Regions from separate parts of the Homo sapiens genome. Here region 2 is linked to region 1. Evidence: chromatin loops called from intact Hi-C (ENCODE). Cell type or tissue: breast epithelium. All regions are shown on one strand. Each heading gives the region's core, and the rest is flanking DNA. Links, peaks and the distances in the headings are about the cores only.

Region 1 (9,050 bases), core at 492-8,491:
GGGGCACATTTGGGCCAACGAAGGGGCTGGGTGTCCTGGGTAATAAGTGTGGCCACACTGTAGATGATGAGCTTAGCAAACCCATCAGCAGCCCCCAAGAACTACAGCCTAGTCAAAGGCAATGAGTTTCTGAGTGCTACACTAGGCATCTACATGCACGCTGCCTCCTCCTGAGAGGTGGTTACCCCAGGCTGAAAAGCAAATGCGCCAGGTGGAATCTGGACCAACTGGATGAAATAAAAGCACCAAGAACCAAATCCTATCACTGTCTTATGGAACAGGGTTGCTGCCCATGGAGAATATCAGTGGGCTTTGTCGCTGCCCTACAGGACTTCCACGAGGCTAGGTAGGGCAGGGCGGGATGCCAGAAGCATGCATCCTCGTGAGAAAGAAGGAGAAAGGAGGACAAGTGGAGATCAAAATACTTCTTTGCATGAGTGGAGTCCTACAACTTAAATGCCCTTTAGGTTTTAGTCCTCCTTGATCACCGACAGGGCATCAAACCTTTTACTCAGAGACGGAAGGCATTTATTTTTATTTTCTGCTTGTGCACACACACCCCTGCCCTGTCACTAAATACTAGGGAAGCAGAGGCTGGAGAAAGTCACATGCCCATTCCCTCTCCTCATCCCTCAAAGTCTGCCACCAGCACAAAAACTCCTCTCACTACAAATCAAATAAACAGAGAGCTCTCCAGGACCCAGGGATCCAGATATTTTTAATCCTCTCAGCCCACTAGCATTGAGGGAAAAAAAATAGAGATTAAGCTGATGGTATTAACAAGGAGCCACAAAATGGTCTTACACTTGGGGTGCATCCAAGAGATCATGGATTATAAGAGAGGACTTAGACTTGTGGGGGTGCAAAGGCAAAGAGGACAAAGAAGGAGTTTCTTCATGCCTGTTTGGTTCTAAGCGTCCTGCCCTTCCTCCCAATGACACACACATCTGATAGGAAGGGTTTGTTAAATTAGCACCATCGCTCCACCTGGCAGGAGCAATTTATTCAGCCAAGGGTAGTAACTCCTTATAAAGTTATCCTGAACACTCCTATGAGATCTGACCAGCAATATGCTCTAAGTTTTCATTGAGCATTACTAAGAACACAAATATCTAGCATGGCACTGAGCCTGCTGGCTTGTGGCAGTGAGCGCTGGATACTCCTGTGCCACCGGACCCTGGGCCACCATCCTCAGCTCATCATCACTGGTAGCTCTTTGCACCCAGTGATATGTGAGATGTGTTTTACCACTAGGGGACTGAGGGAGAAGTTCAGTGGGGAGTGGGGAAGATGGCTGGGGTTGGTCTCAATACAACTGGGTGCTGGGCAGTGACTGAACCCCTCTGGTTGGAAAGACAAGATCCCAAAACAGACAGAATTGTTTTCGCAAGAGACTTGTAGAGATTCTGGACAAAGTGGGAGATGCAGAAGCTGAAAGTGGCATCCAAAAGATTCAAGTTCCCCTTGAGAGATTCTGGGCACTCACAGAGCTAGATGGCAAAGAGAAACAGAAATGAGGTGGGTCCTTCTTCCCACCTCTGCATGAAGCCCATCCCTGCTCTGGCACCTGAATCGACAGCTTTGGCAGCAGTGGGAGATAGTCCCACTCACCTGGACCTGGCTTTCACCATGGGCACAGCCAGCACTAAGCATCCTTTGGGCAAAGAGGAAATTATAACTTATTTGTGCAAGTATCCAAGGCACACCAAAGTGGGGACTAAGGGGAGTTACTGTTTGAGCAGATGAGGGTCTTAGAGTCATTGTAATTTAGGAGTAAATGTGAATGTGGCACTATTGTATAATCACAGACAGAAGAGAAATGGAAATACCAGTTATCAAAAAGTTATCAGAATAGAAGCTAAGGGGAGACTGGGTCCCTTTAGCAGACTGTGGGATTCCAACAGGCAGCCCCAAACTTAGAGAGAACTTGCAAAAGCCAGTAAGATCCAGAGATTGGTTTTCCATAAAGATGACACTGGAACTGGCTGTGAGACAAAATGTCTTAGTGACATGGTTTGGCTATTTCCCCACCCAAATCTCATCTTGACTTGTAGCTCCCATAATCCCCACATGTGGTAGGAGGGACCCGATGGGAAGTAATTGAATCATGGGGGTGGTTTTTTCCCATGCTGTTCTCATGATAGTGAATAAATCTCACAAGATATGATGGTTTTATAAAGGGCAGTTCCCTGCACACGCTCTCTTGCCTGCTGCCATGTAAGATATGCCTTTGTTCTTCCTTTGCCTTCCACCATGATTATGAGGCTTCCCCAGCCCTGCTGAATGTGAGTCTATTAAACCTCTTTCCTTTATAAATGACCCAGTCTTGGGTATGTCTTTATTAGCAGCGTGAGAACAGACTAATACACTCAGTAACTCACAATGTGGCTGAAATGAAGCTAACCTGGCCCAGAGTCCGACGGAGAGTTTGAAAGGGGTGGGAGTTGGATAGTGCTTTAAATAAAAGGGCTGATCAGCTGAACCTGTTCATGAGCTGAGGCATGTGTGCTTCCATCAGATGAACACAGCGACATGCGTGCACACACCCTCACACTGAGAAGAGCCCTTAGGAAGTCATCGTTTGGAGGGCACAATCACTGGCTCTTGTTCAAGAGTCTAGGACCAAGAATGTGGAAGAAGAAAGCTGCCAGCTAAGTTACTTGCAAAAACAATAGCACTGGAAGTCTTTGTTTTCCTCCCCTCTGGATCTGCTCTGCATCACCAGACATAAGACCTCCGATATCACAGTATGTTCCCCAAAGGAGGTGAATGGAGACCTTATCAGTGTCCTATAAGAGACCCTCACGCCACCGACAGAAGTCATGGACACTGCTTGTCCCTCCTTCAATGAGCCAAATGGGCCAGGTGAGCCCCACCCAGTGTGCTTCCTGCTCCATCCCCAATACAGCAGCAGCCCAACAACATCTTAAGGGGTAAGAAGCCCAAAAGCCACTCTCCAGGCCTGAGCCACTGAACCTGCAAGACAGACTCTCCTCTTGCTGGGTCTCCTTTCTCATCCTGCTGCAGAGCTGCCGTTAGCCCTCACGACGCCACTACACGGGATTCTTGGTGTTGCTGCTATTCGTTTTCTAACCTTAGAAAATATTTATCCACTCGCATATTGTGCTTTTACCACCGACTGTTCCCCTTATCAATACAAAAGGGCCCAAAACAGCCTCAACATAGCCCACCCACGATAAAAGACTGCCACACAAATTCTAAACATAGCAGGAAGAAGAGGCAGAGTACTATACTCTCCCAGCCCCTGGAGAGTATGTCATGGCTCTGTAATAACAAAATGGAGAACTGGTATATTTCAGTGTCATAGGATTATCATGAAGGAAAATGTCATTTAAGTGCCTGTTTAATTTGGGTGAAATCCTATGGCATACACACAGGCTCATCTTCATTTCCACTTACACAGTGGAGAGATTTACACTGACAAGGGAGATAACAGAGGAAGAAATGCTTTATCCACAGCACTTGAGGAAATCCACTCCCTTACAGCACTAAGCCCTGGGAATGAAGCTGAGCAAGTGCAGGCTAAAACAAACAGAAGAGGAAATCCCAGTCTTGCTATATCATCGAATTCTGTTGGGGCTGTGTGTGTTTAACTCGTGTGCTTCCTTTCATTGCTATTTCCACTGTCATTTGAGATCCTGCTGTACTGATTGATGCCTGGCTTCAGATCACCAAACACAAAAGCACATACATGCACACATGTGAGCATGCATGTGTGCATACCCTCAAACACACACACAAAATGCTTTCGAAGTCACAGGCAAAAGGGGAGAAGAAATAGCTTGGCCCGTGTGGGACTGGCGGTGGCGCTGGTGCTGTCAGACCATCTCAAGCTGAAAATCCCCACTGCGTCGCTCAGACAAGGATTGATGACCGCTGCCCAGGCCCCAGGCTCACGTCTGACTTCGCACAACTGTGAGGCTGTTCTGAGCAGGAGAGAAATCCTGTTGACCCAAACTGGGCCAAGGAAAAGTAAATAAAACCATGTCAAATTCTACAGGCAGGAACGGGAGATCAGTGGAAAACCAAAGCAAACCCACTCCTGAGGGAGAGAAAGAATGGTTCTTCCATGTACTAACCCTTTCAGTTCCAGGGCAGAGCAAAGATCTTTCTTTTAAGGATAAAAACCTGTATTTGACTACGAGGATCTTTTTCTATTAGTCCAGACATTTATAACCCTTAAGGTCAGATTTCCCTCAAACATGGGATTAGGCAAACTGATTGAGAGACCCTTGCTTTTGCACTTAGCAGATCCCATCTGTTAAGCAGTCCTGTAGAAACAAGATAGCAAGGGGTGGGTGGATCTACTCCCAGAGAGAATGCAGGGCACACCAAGCAAAGCCTGCACACTCTCAAAGAACGGGAACTCCACAGGCTTTTCTGATGCGAAGGATAACACCCAAAAGACTCGGTACTAAAGACTTTTCACCCAGCCTTCAATGCAGTTCTCAAGACTTTTTATTGACCGGGGAAATGCTCACAATATAAAATTAACTAAAACCAAAGCAGAATATCAAACATGTATATAAATATACATACATATAATACATACTTATGTGTGTATATATGTAAGTAATCTTCCTCCCACTCCAGACAGAAAAAGAGAAAGACAAAAGATAGGAAATATACCAAAATGTTAATAGTGACTGTCTCTGAATGGTAGGAACACAGATGGGTTATAGATGGGTTTGGCTTTTTTCTTGGCACTTTTCTTTAGTTCTAAGTTTCCTAAAAAACACCTGTTTTAAAGGGATGAGAGTGAGGCACACACAGAATCCAAACAGATTGACCCAGACCTGCCTTTAGCCAAGTTGCACCCAAAGTTCTACACCAAATTCTGCTGTCACCTCAAAAGCATCCAACGCTGGCCGGCAATGGCCCACACAAGGCCAGGGACTGAGCGAAGCTTGCCCAGACTCGCAGTGGGAGGGGAAGGAGGAAGGATGCCTTCTCGGCTTCTTGATCTCTGGAAGTCGGATGGGGTTACTTGTTCCTCTGTGTCACACCTACGGTTCTCAGTTCAGCACAGAACAACTCAGTGTCCTTTCTCAACAGTGTCATTAGCATTACAGGCCCAGATGCCCTCTCGGGCAGCGTCTACCCAGGCAACTGCATCCTCACCACGTAGTCTCCCTCTTCAGCTCAGATGACACAGACAGGCAGTCTTCAGCCTTCCCTATGATGCAGCTCTGAATCTCACCAGTTGGGATGAACTCTAATGTCCCAAGCCAAAGTGGTGCTGTGATAGGGGCTGCCAGCGGCACTCAGCAGCCTCTCTAGGGCACACATGTAACCTGTATGGGCCCTTAGACTAGAAGGTGACAAACGGTGGTGATATGTCGTCAACTGGGAGAATGGGGGAGAAATGAAAATCACAGGGCCAAAAATAAGACCTTGCAAGACATGCAGCTCTAGCTTCAGGTAGGGGAGGGATGTGGAGGGACATTGGCTCTCCCATCATTGCTGAAAGATGCCCTTAGGACAAAACTCCCCTGGCATTCGTTTCCTTGCAAAACAATTCAAAACCTGAAGGTAGTTTCATACACTAGCTCCACAACTTGCCACATTCATTCATTCCATAAAATTTACTAACCCCCTTCTAAGGTCAGCCACTGTGCTAGGCACAGGATCTGCAGGGAGGGGCACACTGCCATAGTTCCTGCCCCTCATGGTCCTGTGGACGCAATCCTCACTGTTCCTATTTCACATCCTTCTAGGGCCTTAGTACCCTTGAGCTGCGGAGTCAGGTCCCAGGCACAGACTTCAGAGTGGGGATACACCAAAGCACAACCACCCCCGTGCTGCCACCCACATGTAGCAAGCTCCTTGGAGGAGGTTCTTCTTGGTCTGGGTCACAACACAGGTGTCTCTTTAAAAGGCAATTCCGTTCCTGACCTGATCCAGAAAAACACATCAACTCTAAAGAGACCCCAGCAAACTAGCTGGAAGAGGGGCTCGGGAGGCCACAGGCCAACTTCTGAAGTTGCTCAAGCTAATCAGAGTACTTAGGCTAGGTTAAAATACAGGGCTGACTGCCTTCTGATCGGCCTCCAAAAAGATAGGGCTAAGGATGACTTGTGCTGGAGTGTTTGGTCTTGTATAAGAAACTATTTCTTCTAGGGAAAGCAGAAAAAGACAATTTTCAATTTTCTCCTTTTTACCTCGATAAGGTATATCTCCCCAACTTTTGGTGCATTTAAAAGCATCTCTGAAGGAGACACTTAAAATAGAGGTTGCTTTACCTTAAACAGATTCCCCATGCCAGATCTAAATCTATTTGGGGTCCCTGTCTCCACCAGAAAACTGCCTTAAAAATTATATTTTAGTACAGAAGTTCCAAGAAAGAAGACTACATTTATCTAAAACCTAGACTATAAAGCACCCAATTGCACTGCTGAAATTTTACAGCATTCTAAGAGGGAATTAGAGAGGAAGAAGTCATAGTAGAATAGAAATAAGTTTCCAGGGGATTCTCATTTATTGTATGCCTTCTATGTGCCAGGGGCAGGGCTAAGAATTTTAAATAAATTATTTTAATTGATCCTGACAACCACCCAAGAGGTAATCTTCTGCATCCCACTTTGCAGATGGAAAAACTGAGACTCAGAAAAGTTGAGCAATTGATCAAGGCCATATAATCAGAATTCAAACCCAGACCTATGGCTCCATTATATGTCAGCCAACAAGGACCAAGGAACTGTGTGAAGATCCAAAGGAGCTAAACCCTCAATCCAGCCTTGGACTACGTAAAGGCTCAGCAAATGATGTTTTTGCATAATTTAGTAAAGAAGATGTAGGTTTCTAAGATCCTACCACCACATTCTTACCTCCTCCCATCTATTCCCTTAAAAAGGAGAGGAGTAGGACTAAACAAAGATGCTGAGTCCTTCAAAGGCCATAACACCTGGACCTCAGCAGCAATTTTTCTAGGACCCAACACTTCTCCCCTGTGGTTCAGTCCCACCCCATCCTTCCTGCCCCATCTGGCTAGATTGGAGATTGCTCTGTCTCTCTCCTGGGGAGCTGCTCTCTAACATAGCAGGACGAAAATATGAGGGACAAAATTCAGAATCAATGCCATTCTATTTCTGATGTGGGGGAAGGGGCTGTCCTCATGTATGCCTCGGTGGATGGAGATGGATGCCAGACTAACTCAGTGTCAAAGCCCTGGGCCAATGACAATACCCCAGTCGTCAATCAGGTGTGATGCTTCTAACAGAAACGAGATGTGAGCCTTCAACGGGACACAGCAAAGAAAGGGGTGCTGCTTGGGAAGGTCCTCTGTACTGGGCAGAAAATGCAAGGCAGGCGGTAAAAACATGGACTTTCAGTGAGACACACCTGGGATCCAGTCCTTGGTCCTTGGACCTTGATCAAGATACATACCTCTATGAGCCTCAGTTTCCTCATCTGTTAAGGCAGGGAAATATGGCAGTTACAGTATCGAAGATGTTCTGAGAATAAAGGAGTGGGTTGGCACATAAAAACTGTTTGAAAAATCTTAGATGTTACTACATTAATACTTCTATTATTGACTAAATCAGTTTTTTAAACTGCATCCCATGGTTTCAACATACTTTCACTGAAGTTAGCAAGGATTCTAGATATTGGTTTGCAAACAAAGTCAAAGTTCGTATATTTTGTGAAATAGCCAATTTTCTGGCCAGGCGCGATGGCTCATGCCTGTAATTCCAGCACTATGGGAGGCTGAGACAGGCAGATCACTTGAGGTCAGGAGTTCAAGACCAACCTGGCCAACATGGGGACACCCTGTCTCTACTAAAAATACAAAAATAAGCCAGGCGTGGTGGTGTGCACCTGTAGTCCCAGCTGAGACATGAGAATCGCTTGAACCCAGGAGGCGCAGGTTGCAGTGAGCCGAGATCACACCATTGTACCCCAGCCTGGGCAACAGAGAAGGAATCTGTCTAAAAAAAACAAAAACAAAAAAATGTCTTTTACATTTGTGTGAGCTCATTTCTTTCTAATTTTGTATTACAGTGATTTTTAACACACAGCTGTATAAAGAACCATGACAAAAAGAGGTGGAAGATATTTCGAGTTTTAAATTCAGAAACAGTACATGTGTTAACTAACCGTAGTGAAAAAAAAAGTCTTTCATTTTTCAGAAACAGCCATAATGAATTTTTAAAAATAATGAACATTTTAAATGGGAGAACGATGTTATTACAAGCCTACAACTGCCATCCTGTTTCTGAAAATAAATAAAATACTAGTACACTAAACATCTACTTTTTGTTTAGACCTTTCCCAGAAGGGCCACTGGGTTGAAGTAAAAGAGTAAGATAAAAACTATATCGTAAAGATGTATTTTGTAAGAAAACTTTACCCTTTTTCACCTGCGCTTGCTATGGGTGAAACGGATCAGAGAATCGATCCGTTTAAACTTTTGCTCTGCACCCCATAATGTATGTCACCCTAAGTATACTCATCATTAAAACTCTCTCAGTGGTCTGGCCTCTGAGGATGCAGTCTGATTTGGTGTAAGAAGAGTTCCATGTCTTCAAGAAATTTTAAAACTACTGCCCTAGGTTGGTGTAGTCTTGCACAGCTTCCGTCAGAATTGCTCAGAATGTCTCATCGGCTTACAGAAGGTGACAGAAGAACTGCTGCCAGCGTCCCCAAAATACTTCCAGCCCTGCCAGAGCTGCCTTTGCTCTGCACCCCCCGCCCACTCCATCACAGCTCCTGTAAGTGGTCACCAGGAAAAAGCCGCACTGCCCTGCCAGTGTCTCTCCATCTTCCGGCACAGGGGCTCCCAAAGCACAGGGGTCGGTCCCCAGGACCACAAAGCCGCCTTTGAATGAATAGAGCAGAGGCCGGCTGTGATATCAGAACAAAGACTGAATGTGCCTAATCCGGCCTTTGAGAGCCGGAGGAGAGGGCTGCACCTGTATGAACAATGCTGCATCTGAAGCCCAAATGGCACCGAAAGGTTCCTCCAGCTCCCACTGCCCCCATTCCTCCTGATGCCTTTGTGGCGGCTTTGTTCCTCACTTCTACCACTC
Region 2 (9,050 bases), core at 835-8,834, 77 kb after region 1:
TTACATGACAGTTATGGAAGTCAGAAGTTCTAAATCTGTCTGAGTGGGCTAAAATCAAGCTATTGGCAGGGCTGCATTACTTCCATAGGATCTAGGAAAGAGTCTATTTTCTTGCCTTTTTTCTGGAGACCTCCTGCATTCCTTGGCTTGCAGCCTCATCCTCCATCTTCAAAGCCAGCAACATAGCATGGTCCAATCTCTCTGTGACGCTGATCCTCTTGCCTCTCTCTTATAAGGCCCCTTATGATTACATTGGCACACCAGATAACCCAGGATAATCTCCCATCACAAGATTATTAATCTAATCACACATGAAAAGTCCCTTTTGCCATATAAGGTAGCATATTCACAGATTTCAGAGATTAAGATGTGGACATCTTTAGTGGGGATGTTATTAAGCCTGCTGCCTTCCTCCACACCTCATTCCTTTCTAGCTCCCTCCTGATCTTTCTCCTTTCACTGGAGTGTCACCAGCTCCTGGCCTTGCCCATCTCCACCAACATGCAATCCCTTTACCTGGAGGCTGTATTACTGTCACAGCCTCAGTGACTTCTTGTGCTTTGGTGATGCTCAAACTAATGCCTGCAGCCCATGCACCTCCCCAACTCTTCAATCCTATTCGTTTTATGGCCCTCTTTGGTTTCAGCTTGCATATCCAGAGAGTACAGGATCTCCTCACCCCCTCAGAGTCTCACCTCACCCCTATGCCTGGACCATCACCTACAGTGCCTCCAGACTCCTGCTCTTCCAGGCTCAGAAGCGCTCCCACCCCACCTCTTCCAAATCCTACCACTTTTCCTTGGATTTGCAGTTACCATGTTTGTGGTCCCGACTCTGCCACATGGTTTTCCCAAAGTCCAGTGGTTTCCTGGGGGAAAAAAATCATCAGATATTCTCTCCATTGTATCATTTTCCTGTTCAAAGATCTTTAATTATCTATAATTTTTATTTTTTCTAAATGTCCATACATTATATTTGCGATAAAGTGAGAAGTGTCACCTAAAAAATAGGAAGGAATGATCAAATCCAGTCTCCTCTGCCTTCCCACTGCACACTGAGCCTTTAAATTCCATACCCCTCATTCTCATGGCTCCCCATCAGGAAACCCCCATTCCAACTGACATATTGATTTATCCAACAATATGAGTGAGCACCTGCTCTGAGCAAGGCACACACCTTGCAGAATTCAGCATCCATCCTTCCTAGGTCATCTTCTCTCCTGCTCAACAAGGAAACTGACCTCCTTCTGCAGAGGTTAAGCATGATAATATAGCCAAATTGACAAACTGCTCCACAAAGAGGAGAAATAAATACAAATCTAGTAGGTTTTCCTAAGAGTCTTTTTAAAGCTACTACTAAACAGAAAGAGTAGCTCTTTAGTAGTAGCTTGAAAAAACTCGTAGGAAAATGAGTTTTTAACAGCTACTACTTATTGAGCACTTACTACATGCTAAACACTTTATAAATGTCTCCTTCCATCCTCATGACAACCATATTATCTCCTATATTATTGCCATACTTCAAATGAGGAAACTGAAGCTCAGAGAGGCTAAGAAACTTTCCTATGGTCCCACAAGCCCCAGTGGCAGAGTTGTTTTCCAACCTGAACACGTCTGACAGCAAGTCCACATTCTTTGCTGCCACCCTCTGTTAGAACAACTGGACAACCAGATTTTGGAGCTCATCCTGAGAATCAATGTAAAGGCCCAGCTAGCACCAGAGGCTGGAGCCAGGCCATTTCCATGGGATCATAGTTCAAAGTCAATGGTTCAATCTGAGGGCTCTGGCCTTGGGCAAAGTGGCACTCAGAAAGGAGCTGGAGTCTAAGAGGTAGGGCGATACCAACCGCAGCCTCCTTCTCTAGGTTGCACTTCATGGAGTCATGCCAGGCCTTGCACCCAGCCAAAGAGGCAGCATTGCCCTCAGCCAGGAGAACGCTCCACTAGCCACAAATGTACTGCAATTGCTGCTGTCTGCCCCTTGGCCTCAGCCCCTCTGCTCATCCTTCTAGCAACCCAGTGTTTCCTGCGGTCCATGCATCTGTGGCTGGATAATGCCTCTTAGATGGCCACATCTCTCTGGCCACTTAAACCTCAAACATGTTGAGATTAAAGTCCTTATCTTCTATCATCTAGCTTCTCTATCCTCCCACTCTCCAACAAGGTCAAAGTCCATACCCAAACCCACTTGCTAGGCCATTAAAATGACCAGATGATATCGGGGTGAAAGATTACAGAGAGGCCAAATTGAAAAGATTATTTTTCAATAACTAGGATGAAATGCAAATAAGGGGAAATTGTTATTGCTCTTTTCCCATGTGAGAGGTACAGTTTCAATAAGAACATGTAAAAACTCCTTTGACATATTTTGTTTCTAGGTTTGAGCCTTTACCAGATGTCTTGCACAATTAGACATGTGTCCAAAGACAGAAAAATTTCCATTTGGATGCTTGTATCAGAGGCAGGAAATATAACATAATAGTTAAGAGTCCTAGATTGGGAGTTAGACCTCGATTCAAATTCCACCTCTGTGACTTGCTGGCTGACCATAGACATGTGTCTCCACCTCTCTGAACCTCGGTTTTCAGTTTTCTCATTTGTGAAATAGTAATTACAATTAAACCTGCCTTCCTTGTTTACACCCATTGGGATGGCTATTATATTTTTTTAAGTGCTGGCAAGGATGTGGAGAAATTGGAACCCTGTGTGTAGCTGGTTGGAATGTAAAATGATACAGCTGCTATGGAAAACAGTATGGCAGTTCCTCAAAAAATTAAACATAGAATTACCATACGACCCAGCAATTCCACTGCTGGGTATATACTCGAAAGACCTGAAATCAGGGACTCAAGCAGATATTTATACACTAAATCTTCATAGCAGCCTTATTCACAATAGCCAGAAGATGAAAGCAATCCAAGTGTTCATTGATGGATGAATGGATAAACAAAATGTGGTGTCTACATACAAAGAATATGATTCAGCCTTTAAAAGGAAGAAGACTCTGACACATGCTACAACGTGAATGAACCTTGAAGACACAATGCTAGGTGAAATAAGACATATTTTAAAGGATAAATATTGTATAATTCCACTTAAATGAGGCATCTAGGTAGTCAAATTCATCACAGAAAATAGAATAGTGGTTGTCAGGGCCTGGAGGGAAAGGAGAATGGGTTTAATGGGTACAGAGTTTCAGTTTGGGAAGAAGAAAAAGTTCTGGAGACAGATTATGGTGATGGTAGTACAACAATGTGAATATACCAAACGCCAACGAACTATACACCTAAAAATGGTTAAAATGGTAAATTTTATGTTATGTTTATTTCACCACAGTTAAAAAAAAAAAAAAGTCTTCCTTCTAGTTTTGTTGTAAGTGTTAAGTGATTAACATCGGTAAAGCAACCAACAGTGCCTGGCACATGGGAAGCCAGGGAGTGACAAAACTGTAGACAAGGTATCACCACCACTGTTCTTAGTCCTCAGACACAGTGGCTGAATCTTGACCAACCCAGGGCTGACAAGTAAGATTGGACCAGGAGAAAAGGGAGAGCAGATGAGGAGAGCTATCCCAGACTGAGAAATGAAGGGATTATAACAAGACAGAAAGATGGAGTACAGGGCCCCAGGGAGACCTAAGTCCAGAAAGCACCCAGGAAGAAAAGAGGAGGGCCTAACGGAGATGAAGAGGGACCAAGATCTGCATGAAAAAGGGCCGGAGCACACCTGCCGGGTAAAACACAGGATACCTTGTTAAATCTGAATGTCAGATAAACAACAAAATGTTTAGTGCAAGTACACCCCAAATATTGCATAACTCTGCCTTATTGCATGGGTTATGCTAAGAATGTATTTATTGTTTATCTGAAATTCAAATTCAGCTAGGCATCCTGTATGTTTATTTGCTAAATCTGGTGATCCTAGGCCAGAGGCAGGGCTCATCCTTTGGGACTTTATACTAAGTCACTTTAGGATGATGCAGACTCTAGAATAACCTGGTATCTAAAAATCTGGTCAGGGCAGTGGCTGGGAGCAGGAATAGGACAGGATTCTTCACTTTGCAAATTTATTCTTTCACAGTTGGGGTCCCATACATAGCAAGTTCCCCTAACCATAATGTAGAAATTCATTTTTAAAACTCAAATTCGCAGTCTCCTCTTTGAAGGAGCCCACCTATCAAAGCTCAAGGCAGGACGGACCACATTCCCAAAAGCTATGGTTCTTCCGGCTTCCAAGAGCAGAAGAGGAGACTAATAGATATCATTTCCACTGCAGAGGGGTCTGGCTAATAAAAGCCAAATCCCTACCCTGCGCCAAGTGGGTCCAGTCTGTTCCCCAGGCCCTGCTGAACAGCCCAGCATCTCCAGCCCAGGGTTCTGCAGCCGTTTCAGAAAGGGCAGTCACAGATTCCTCGGAAAGCAGAGACCTAAAAAGGGCTTTGTCTATGTCAAACCAAACACAATTCTCCCGCCCCTGCCCTACACTGATTAAAAGCTGGAGTTGTTCGTTTTGTTTTGAGAAGTGCCAGGGTTTTATGCTCGACGTCCCCCTTCCCGCCTCACTATTTCCAGCTGTTGAGGCACATGAGTGAGAAGGACCACACACCAGCAGCCCAGCGGTGCACAGGCCTGGCGGAGATTAAACCCCAGGCGGCAAGGGAGGGCCCCCTTCTTGGGAATGGAGGGCCCAGGGAAACCCCGGTGCAGAAGAGTAGCTGAGCACGGAGAGGGGAGTTCAAGGAGAGAGCCACCCTGCGCCCCTGATCCCCATCCACCCAGAGGCCAGCATCTTGTCCATCCTACAGTCAGCCCAGCAAGCAGGTCAAAAACCAGGCTGCAGGGGGGAAGCAGCACACAATCTTGAATGCTGTGAAATGTGCCTTCCCCTTCTACTTTTTTAAAATCTAAACCAATGTATTGGCCACATAACAAATTTAATTTGCAGGGGAATTCTGAGGGGTAGTGGGGGTGACAGAAAGGAGGCATACATTGGGTTTTCCTCCCAGGCCTACCAGCTAAACCGGCGACCTTAGCCGATTTTGCTGAGCCTCTGCTGGGCCATCTGCCTTGCTTTCCAATCAGAGAGGCCACAGACCAAGATGGAAAAGGCAGAGACATGTGTGATTGGGTTCTTTCCCTTGTCCTACTTAGAACAATCTGCAGGGAGCACGTTTCTTTGCTGACTTTTCATTGCCTGTCTCACCCACACCAGAACGTCAGACTGGATACCCAGCAGCTGGCACAGAACCAGGCGTCGGCTCAGGGAGCCCTGAATACTGTCGATGAATGAGTTGAGCGTGGACCATGCGCGGGAGGGAGGGAGGAAGCGCTGCCTGGAACGAGGCTGTCCCTCCCACCGGAGCACACCTTTTCTGTCCCTGGAGACCCGTTTTCTCGGGGTCGGAAGGGGATACTTTTTAGTGCTTGGGGATCCTCAGTTTTTCTCTTACACCAAGTTTTGAAGCAAACTTGGGGGTTAATTGCATGGCATCGGGCCCCAGCTTCTTACTCTTCTCCTTTGCCTTTGGATCCACTGTCCTCATGCTGAGGGGAGCCTGGGGACTGCGGGAGTGTGGTTTCTGAGGCCACAGAAGGGGGCCTTCAAGGCACCCTCTTTCTGACCTCACCTGCCAAGCACCAAAGAATGGGGTTGTCAGGAGGTACAGATAATAAAAATAAGTCAGAAGGTGCATGAGGAGGAAGCCCGAGCTTCTGGTCATCCGGGCCCCAGCAGAGCGGGCCTAGGCCCAGCAGCATCACATCTGCACCTCTGTTCTGGGGAAGACTGGGAGGCTTTTCCACCCCCACCTCATGACTCCCCGTGCCTCCCCGCTCCTCTCTTCCTCCTCCACCCCGACCCCCACCTCCACCCCGGTGCTGTAATGAAAAGTTCATGTTCAAAGCTTTACATGAGATCTGATTTTCAACACTTTAATTGGATTAATAGAAGCAGGGAGCGGAGAGCACCACAGCCCTTCATCCTGGGATGCCCCTCCTCCCACCTGCCCCCTTCACCTCGGAGCTCAGCTCTCTCCTCTCCGCACTCCCTCGCTCAGCCTCTCCTCTTCGCACTCCCTGCTATTCTCCAGTCCATCTCTCCCCTCTCACCCTCCTGCCAGCAGCCTCCTCTCTGTTCCCAGCACTTTCTGAGCACTAGTAAAATCCTCTGTCTTCCCTAACTGAAGGAAGAGCAGGCTAACTACTGAAAATCCGGATGAATGGAATAGTTCTAAAGAAATTCTATTTTCGGCTGGGTGCGGTGGCTCATGCCTATAATCCCAGCACTTTGGGAGAACAAGGTGGGTGGATCACTTGAGATCAGGAGTTTGAGACCAGCCTAGCCAACATGGTAAAACCCCATCTCTATTAAAAATACAAAAATTACCTGAGTGTGGTGCTGCACACCTGTAGTCCCAGCTACTTAGGAGGCTGAGGCAGGAGAATCACTTGAACCGGGGAGGCAGAAGTTGCAGTGAGCCGAGATCGTGCCACTGCACTCCAGCCTGGTGACAGAGTGAGACTCCATCTCAAAAAAAAAAAAAAAAAAAGCAATTCTATTTTCTTAGGCCCTGGAAATACATACTACCTACTAAGAGAGGTAATGGATAACAGCACTGAAAGTCTTTAAAAGGTACAAATCAAGTATAATTTATATATTGGTTATTAGTGTGCAAGTGCTACCATTAAAGGCCTTCATTCTTGAGGTGACTAACATTTCTCAGACATAATCCTGGCCTTGACACTCCCGCTCCATTTTTTTTTACAGATATAGCTAAAATACACAGCTGGGGAATGACACCCTCAGAGCTGTTCCCATGATCCAAAGTCAATGCTTTGGGGCAGGGAGATGCTGTATCCTTAATAACAACAACAAAATCCCATATCACTAAAAGCTCTGGACAGGCAGTCACCTGAGTCCTGGTGCCTGCTCTGTGCCCCAAGGCTAATTCACATTGAGATCCTGGACACATGGCTTATTTCTCTATCCTCACTTACTTCATCTATACAATTAGAAGGTTACTCTTAATCAGTGGGCTCCAACTTTTTTTATTGTATGCCTCTAGCAGAAGAAGGTTTTGAGCATTCACCCCTACTGTATGTATAACTAGTTACAGTGAGCTACCTGGGTGCATATAATATACACAATGTCTAGAAAATTTAAAGGCTAAACTAAACACTGGCTGGGTGCAGTGGCTCACACCTGTAATCCTAGTACTTTGGGAGGCCAAGGTGGAAGGATCATTAGAGCCTAGGAGTTCCAGACCAGCCTGGGCTGTAACATAGCAAGATCCCATCTCAACAAATAATTTTTAAAATTAGCCAGATGCAGTGGTGCTTGCCTGTAGTCCCAAACACTCAGGAGGCTGAGGTGGGAAAATTGCTTGAGCCCTGGCAGGTGAGGCTGCAGTGAGCCGTGATCACGCCATTGCACTCCAGCCTGGGTGACAGAGCCAGAACTCATCTCAACAAATAAATAAATAAAAACAAAATAAACATGAAATAAATGATATTTTATGCTATTAATCATGGCAGTTTGAATTTATCACTCACTGATATTTAAAGGCAAAATATTTATGTAAAGCAAGACATCATTAATGATTGTTGCTGTAAATCCATATATCAGGCCAGGCACGGTAGCTCATGCCTGTAATCCCAGCACCTTGGGAGGCCAAGGTGGGCAGATCATTTGAGGTCAGGAGTTTGAGACCAGCCTGGCCAACATGGTGAAACCTGGTCTCTACTAAAAATACAAAAATTAGCTAGGTGTGGTGGTGCATGCCTTGTAGTCCCAGCTACTTGGTAGGCTGAGACAGGAGAATCGCTTGAATCCAGGAGGTGGAGGTTGCAGTAAGCTGAGATCGCACCATTGCACTCCAGCCTGGGCAACAGAGTGAGACTCCACCTCAAAAAATAAATAAATAAATAAATCCGTATGTCTAGATTTCAAAATCACTTCAACTTGCTTTAGTCGCTGATTTCTTGCCAGATCATTGTTGTACCTCACAATGCGGGAAAAAGAGAGTTCATATAAGAAATTGGAGGTGGTAACTCAGCCATCATCGTTGTTTTAATATTTTGCAGTTTTAATACTGTCTACAAAACAATTTTTTTGCTTTTAAAAGGAAATTTTTAGGCTGTCTATTTTGTGAGGCTAGGCATTCAACTAAACAATATACTAACAGGCACAAATATACTGTTGTAATACATCACAACACGCTCAAAGCGCAGGACAGAATGAGGGCAACCCGCCCCCACCCTTGATCCAGGGACTCCCACTCCTACATCTGCTGTGGTGCGTGCTGTCTGATGAATGGACTAAGTTGGAGAAGAAGAGCCACTCTGTGAGTAGATATTAATGAGCACTTTTGTTTCTTGTTTTTAGTAGATTACAAATAGAAATGGATTCTAACCATTCTTTTGCCACCATCCAGAGGATTGCCCTGAGGCCGCCCTTTAGTGACCAACGCTCTAGGATCCCTCATCAGTCATTCTTTGATTCTCCAATGTCTCTGTAGCTGGAATCTTTCTGGGCTCTTCACTTCACCTGCTGCTGGTCAGCACTGCCGACTTGTGAACTAAGCAAAGCCAATATAAGCAATGCCTTGCACTGAGGTATACAAACTGTGATGGGCTGTGCATCTGGGGTGAGCAGCACTTAGTGCCCTTGGACATAGATGGGCCCCAGACTCCAGCCTCACACAGTGGGCCAGAGCGTATAGAGATCTCTTTCTCCACTTCTCTCTCACTGCACAACCACTCTCCATCCTTAATTGGTCCCTCCCTTCTCCAAAGCATGTGTCCCCTTCCCTTTCCCTACCAGGAACCCTGTCTTTGCCCAGCCAACCCTTATTCTCCTGCCTGGAGAAAGAAGAAGAAAGTCTCCTATTGGTGTGCATAGGGGTGTTGACATAGCAGGGACCACATTGGACTTGGTCACAAAGCAACTACAGGACAAAGCCAGAATTTAAAGCTAAGGTCTAGATGATTCCAAATCTCATACTGTTTCCAACTTTCCAAAGGCAGGGAATAAGTATGGTTTGTATGTGTATCA

The links. A loop is a pair of places that touch in the nucleus more often than their neighbours do. Peaks named below come from ENCODE experiments on the same cell type or tissue, not always from the same donor. Only the 100,000 strongest peaks of a DNase experiment are listed, where the experiment ranks them.
Region 2: a loop joins it to region 1, with 24 times the contacts of the local background. A loop is called at or near these places in 3 of 110 quality-filtered maps.

The regions. Positions count from the first base shown.
Region 1 is chr14:69,932,450-69,941,499 of GRCh38, reverse strand. The region is part of intron 1 of SMOC1 (SPARC related modular calcium binding 1); the gene reads right to left. Among named protein-coding and RNA genes, the nearest start is that of SNORD169, 41 kb to the left of the region's middle. In breast epithelium, for the core only: no CTCF peak of the experiment used is centred there; a DNase peak (open chromatin) is centred at 4,921.
Region 2 is chr14:69,855,980-69,865,029 of GRCh38, reverse strand. No RefSeq gene overlaps it. Among named protein-coding and RNA genes, the nearest start is that of SMOC1, 19 kb to the left of the region's middle. In breast epithelium, for the core only: no CTCF peak of the experiment used is centred there; no DNase peak of the experiment used is centred there.